Regions from separate parts of the Homo sapiens genome. Here region 2 is linked to region 1. The links are chromatin contacts, found by Hi-C or POLR2A ChIA-PET in ENCODE. All regions are on one chromosome and are shown on one strand. Each heading gives the region's core, a stretch centred on a gene start or an enhancer-like site at or near the end of the contact. The rest is flanking DNA. Distances are from core to core; before and after follow the strand shown. Region 1 has its middle 11 kb from the start of MIR6719. Region 2 holds the start of SUPT5H (SPT5 homolog, DSIF elongation factor subunit).

The links. Hi-C counts contacts between places; a loop is a spot of excess contacts on that map. ChIA-PET counts read pairs that join two places held with the same protein, here RNA polymerase II (POLR2A). Pooled maps may share reads with other maps.
Region 2: a pooled map shows a loop between it and region 1 (2.9-fold over the local background). The contact joins the promoter of SUPT5H here to the enhancer-like site in region 1. A Hi-C loop is called at or near these places in 12 of 50 pooled maps. POLR2A ChIA-PET finds 5 or more read pairs at or near these places in 5 of 52 experiments (GM10248, PC-9, Panc1 and 2 more).

What each region holds. Positions count from the first base shown.
Region 1 is chr19:39,816,844-39,819,912 of GRCh38, forward strand. No RefSeq gene overlaps it. Among named protein-coding and RNA genes, the nearest start is that of MIR6719, 11 kb to the right of the region's middle. Within about 2 kb of position 1,613, at least 3 of the 41 ENCODE cell types and tissues checked have a DNase peak (open chromatin) inside an H3K27ac peak, as active enhancers do.
Region 2 is chr19:39,443,940-39,447,008 of GRCh38, forward strand. SUPT5H (SPT5 homolog, DSIF elongation factor subunit) reads left to right here and starts at 1,643. Exons shown (of 30, transcript NM_001111020.3): 1 at 1,643-1,698; 2 at 1,865-2,026. The coding sequence starts at 1,952. RefSeq lists enhancers at 886-1,683, 1,443-1,712, 1,684-2,480, 1,853-2,072.

The DNA of each region.
Region 1 (3,069 bases), core at 363-2,862:
TTTTTACACACCATTCTCCAATGAAAAGAACCAGTGACTCTAGAGGAAGAGCTAATTCTAGGGCTGGTGCAGGGAGAATACATGAGCCTGGAATATCTTGCAGTGCCAGAAAGTAAGAAGGTGTTGGAGAAAAAAAAAAGAGTAAAGAACACAGGAGCCAACCTGAAAGATAAACGCTGATGGCCAAGGCTAAAACAACTTGAGCAAAAAAAAAATTGATTACAATAATGTTGGGGTATGCCCAACTAATAAATATTCATGAGTCCACACGGAAATAAACTAATGATTGTATAAATAAAATAAGTGAAGTATGATAGAAGGGACAAATCTTCCATATGGAATTCTAAATAGTAAATGTAAAGAAATGAGGGAAACAGAAAGTCATCATTATAATATCACGGTAATAACTGCTACAGACCGGGTCCACTGATGAATGCTAAAATGTGTGGGTAAACTTGAAGGAGAAATGGGATATTTGTGCAGCCTCCAAGTATCTCCCTATTTCCCTCCAGGAATCAGGCTTAGCTCTCCTCTGAGTGTGGGCTGGATTTAGTGACTTGCTTCTAACAAATGAGTAAAGGGAAAATAGTGGTATTATCGTTGGGAAATCTGCAGACACCACTTTCATGAAGTGATCAGGTTAACCTCACCTCAGTGAGCATTCTTCCCAAAGCCTAAAATCCCAGTCTAACCACGAGCAAAATGTCAGACAACCTCAGACTGAGGGCCATTCTACAAAAACATCTCACCAGTACTCCTCAGAACTGTCAAGGTCATGAAAAACAAGGAAGGACTGAGAAATTGTCACAGATTGGAGGAGGCCAACGAGAAATGACCAACAAATGCAACATGGTATCCTGGATTGGATCCTGGAACAGAAAAAGGACATTAATGGAAAAACAGGAGAAATAGGATTCAAGTCTGGAGTTTAACAGAATATTAATCCATGTTAATTTCTCAGTTTTGACAAATATACAATAATTATGTAAGATGCTAACACTAGGTGGAAGTTGGGTGTAGGTATAGGGAAGTCCCTGTATCATCTTTGCAACTTGTCTGTAAATCTAAAATTATTAAATTTTAAAACGTTCACAAAACTTTAAGTCTCCTCTGCAATATGGCTCGAGGTGGTCCCCCGCGGAGTTCCAAAGCACGCTTTGTTTGACTCATCCTTCAGATCTCATCTTACATGCTCCCCACGCCAGGAAGTCCCACCTGACACCACAGACTGGGTCAGGAGCTGCCTCTGGCTCCCACAGTCCCCCTGTGGCTCCCCTATCCTGGCCCCAACCCCTCTGCCTCCCCATCCCAGCCCTGGTCACTGTCTGCCGTTGGGGTTGTCTTCCCCACTGGACTGTGAGCTTTGCGAGGGCAAGGTGGAGGCTGTCTCAGCCATTGCTGTGTCTCAGCCATTGCTGTGTCTCTCTTGAGTTGAGAGTAATGCGTGTCTCCCTGACTCCTCTGGGAATACCCATGAACAGGCAGAAGCTGCGCCTGAATCCTCCCAACTGACCCTTAACGCTTCACAGCCCAAGGCCTGCCAGATCCACCTTCCTGGTATCCCCTTTCCTGTTTGCTCAATCCAGGACACATCTGAGGCAATATAAATGGTCTGTCTCACCCATCAGCCAAAAGAGGGTCAAATCATCTCCAACCCCTGCCACACCTGCCCACCCACATGTCCGCCCTGTACACCAAGTGTCAGAAACACATGGTGACTGTGAATGTTTGGGGGGCCTGCCCAGTCCACAGCCCTTCTGAGCAGACAGTCATCACTATAGGAACCCTCCAGCTCCAGTGAGTTGAGCAGGGTTGGATACCCGACCCTGGAAATCCCATTCCTATCTGGGAAATTCGGAATGAAGACTGAGGGGCTGCGGGTAACTGAGCTGGAAGATCACATAGAGTGGGGGCAAGAGTCCACCCAGGACCAACCCAGCTGCCTGAGAACAGGAAGCAGCCAATGCAAAGAGAAGCAGAGACCACAGGGCCCAGTGGAAAGGAGGAATGTCACACCACTGTCTCACTTCTGCTTCTATTCTGTTCTCATGAAGCCCTTGTCAGGTTCTTTCCATCACTACCCACAACCAATCACAGTGAGTTCTGCCTTCAAAATGCACCCAGACTCCAATGACTACTCATTCTGCCCCTGCCCTGGTACAGGCCACTGTCATCTCACCTAGATTATTGCAGCAACCTCCTCACGGGCCTCCCTGCTCTCATTCTCAGCCCACACTTCCATCTATACACCCTCCCTTAGTGATCCCATCCTGGGCTTTAATACCATAAATATGCCAACTACTCCCAGCCCAGATCTCACCCTTCAATGCCAGTCTTGTATAAGCTCCTGTTTGGCCAGTGGGTCCAGTCAGAGGCTAAACACGCCCACACTCTCTCTCAGTCTTGTCCATACAGTTAATGGCACTCCCTCCTTCCTCTGTGCAGACTAAACGCCATAGTGTGGTCCTTGACTCTTCTTTCTTACCCTACATACCTGATTCTCCCTTCAAATTATATGCAAAATCTGACCACATCTCCCCACCGCCCCGTTAGCACCCTGGCCAAGCCACTATCATCTCAGCTGGACTGCACAGTGGCCTCCTCACTGGCATCCTGCTTCCACCCTAGTAGCCACATGGGAGCCAGAGGAACCCTCTTACCGTGGTAGATCACATCGCCTCAGCTCACCATGCTCTCCCTGCCACACATCTCATCAGCTTCAAATTCAAGTCCTTCCCATGGCCTCCCGGTCCCACCTGACCTTGCCTTGGTCTCCTTCCCTCCCACTGTGTCCAGTCAGGTCCAGTTCACTCCTTTCTGCTCCTCCAGCACACCAAGCATGCCTCGGGGCCTTTGAATTTGCTGGTTTTTTCTACCTGGAATGTCCTTCTTCCCAGAATATACATACAGCCAGCTGGTGTCCTCCCTTTCTGTGAGGTCCATTAACGTTTTTCTCAAAGAGGTCTTCTTTAACCCCTCTATCTAAAATAGCACCTCTTCCCACTCTCTAGTCTTCCAACCCTCAACTTCTACAGCTCTGTTCACTAATATTAGCATTCATCTTGCCCA
Region 2 (3,069 bases), core at 393-2,892, 370 kb before region 1:
CTCCTGCCTCAGCCTTACGTGTAGCTGGGACTACAGGCGCCCGCCACCACGCCCAGCTAATTTTTTTTTGTATTTTTAGTAGAGATGGGGTTTCACCGTGTTAGCCAGGATGGTCTCGGTCTCCTGACCTCGTGATCCACCCGCCTCGGCCTCCCAAAGTGCTGGGATTACAGACGTGAGCCACCGCGCCCGGCCCAGGTGTGTCATACTTATGTGAGAAATTTTACCAATGTGTCCTGAGGCTTCTTTTTTTTTTTTTTTTTTTTGAGACTGAGTCTCACTCTCGCCCAGGCTGGAGTGCAGTGGCGCGATCTCGGCTCACTGCAAGCTCCGCCTCCTGGGTTCACGCCATTCTCCTGCCTCAGCCTCCCGAGTAGCTAGAATCACAGGCACATGCCACCACGCCCGGCTAATTTTTTTGTATTTTTAGTAGAGACGGGGTTTCACCATGTTGGCCAGACTGGTTTCGAACTCCTGACCTCAGGCAATCTGCCCGCCCCGGCCTCCCAATGTGTTGGGATTACAGGCATGAGCCACCGCGACTGACATAGACTTCTGATTTTTAAAATTTCCCCTATCAGGTTAATTTTTCAATTTTTAAAAATTTAAGTTTTAATTTTTTTTTTTTTTTTTTTTTAGAGACAGGGTCTCTATTACCCAGTCTGGAGTGCAGTGGTGCAATCATAGCTCACTGAAGCCTCAACATGGGTTCAAGTGATCCTCCCACCTTAGCCTTTGGAGTAGCAGGGACCACAGGCACACGCCACCACACCACATTAAAAAAAACACAAAAATTGGATACATGGGGTCTCAATTTGTTGCCCATGCTAGTCTCAAATACCTGGCCTCAGGTGATCCTCCCGCCTCAGCCTCCCAAAGCGCTGGGATTACAGGCGAAGGTTCATTTTTCATCTCTCCATTACACCTGTCCACTCTGCCATCACTCGTCAGCCGTCATTACTAATAGATAAATTCGCCTTTAAATGAACTTAGGAAGCCTGGAAAGAAAAATAGGGACTTGGGCCGGGCGCGGCAGGTTATGCCTGTGATCTCAGCACTTTGGCAGGACGAGGCCGGAGGATGGCTTTTTAGTTTGAGTTAGAGGAGTTTGAGACCAGGCCGGGCAACAGCCCGACTCTACCAAAAAAAAAAAAAAAGTACAAAAAGAAAGAAAAAGAAGGAAAAACCAGGGCTTCACGGTCACTCAGACTTGGCGAGGAGGCTTGGGTCTGCCGCTTTCCACTGAGTTTTTCTGAGCTTCAGCGTTCTCTCCAAAACGGGGATACGGATCTCCTGGGGATGCTTTAGAGGGCCTAGGAGATAAAGCCTTGTTTCTTTTATAATTTGCTATTCGCTGATTTCGCCGCCTCCTCGCAGCTTGGCCTACCGCGCTAGTGTTCCGGACTAACGAACAAACGGCTCACTAAATTCAAACATGAGTTTCAGCCTGGTCGCCGAGCCGGCGGGTAGAAAAAACCTTTCCCCTCCTAACCCTCCGCAGATGTCGGCCCCGCACTCCGCCCAGGCCAGCCCTGCCTCTCTCAAGATGGCGACCTGGAAGTGCGTCGCCCGTGCCAGCCCCGGAAATCTCGTGTTAGGCGAGGTCAACGGGTAGGTTCTCGCGAGAGGACCCGTCAGCCCCAGTCAGGCGTCGTGCGAACAGCAGCTGGTACCGAAGGCGGAGGTGGAGCCCGAGAGGTAAGTGCGTGTGCAGAGGTGGCAGTTCCGGGCGCCGGGGAGGTGTAGAGAACAGATTCGGAAACTGGGGAGGTCTAGCATGTGGCGTAGGAGGGGGTCCTCACTCCGCTTCGCGATTGCCAAAACGAGCCTGCCGGAAGCGCCCTAAGGGGTTTTCTTCTCCCAGGGAACCAGCGGGGAAACTGAGGCTCGGGGTGGAGCGCAGGATTGTGGGACGCGCCAAGGCTGCTGTCTTTCCCAGCAGCAGCGGAAGATGTCGGACAGCGAGGACAGCAACTTTTCCGAGGAGGAGGACAGCGAGCGCAGCAGTGACGGCGAGGAGGCCGAGGTCTGTGGCTGGGGCGCTGGGGGAGACATTGCGTCTGGGGACAGGACTCCGGGCAGAAAGGCCCCTGTGGGAGGCTCGAGGGGTTCACAGCGGGCTCTGGCTTCTGGGAACTCCCAGATTGTCTCAAGAGATAGAGAATTAGGCAAGTCGAAGTCAAGCAAAGGGACAGGTTCTGGAGGCCAGAAATGGGTCAGGTCCAGTGAGATAACAGGTGATGTTTTGAAAGTTTACTCTGTGTGCATATAGTAAGCACTTAGCATTAGTTTTTTTTTTTAGTTATGTCTAGTCATTCCATAACTATATTTGTAGTGCCTACTATGTACCAGGCGCAATTCTTTGCTCTTAGGGTACACCAGTAAACAAAAAGATTTTAAAAATGTCTGCCTTCGGGAATGTAAATAAATATAGCCAAGGAATAAACTATATAGTAAGCTGGAAGGTACTCTGGAGAAAAGAACAGAAAAGGGGAATGGAGAGTCCTGGTTGCTCTTGAAATAGGGTCATCAGCATGAGTCTGAGGGGTGACATTTGAGCAAAAACTTGTTGGAGGTGAGGGAGTGAGTCGTGGTTAGCTGGAAGTGTAGTGTTCCAGTGAGGGGGACCAGCAGGTGCAGAGATGGGAGTGTGTCCGCCGTGTTCAGGGATTAACGAGGATTTGAGAGGCCAAGCTGGGAGGATCACTTGAGCCCAGAAGTTTGAGAGCAATCTCGGTAACACAACGGGACCCTGTCTCTACAAAAATATAAAAACCATTGGCTGAGGCCGGGCTTGGTGGCTCACACCTGTAATCTCAGCACTGTGGGAGGCCAAGACAGTGGATCACCTGAGGTCAGGAGTTCAAGACCAGCCTGGTCAACATGGTGAAACACCATTTCTACTAAAAATACAAAAAAATTAGCTTGGCATGGTGGCGCCCACCTGTAATCCCAGCTACTCGGGAGGCTGAAGCTGAGAATCGCTTGAACCAGGGAGGTGGAGACTGTGGTGAGCTGAGATCGCGCCACTGCACTGCAGCCTGGGCGACGAGCAAGACTCCGTCTTAT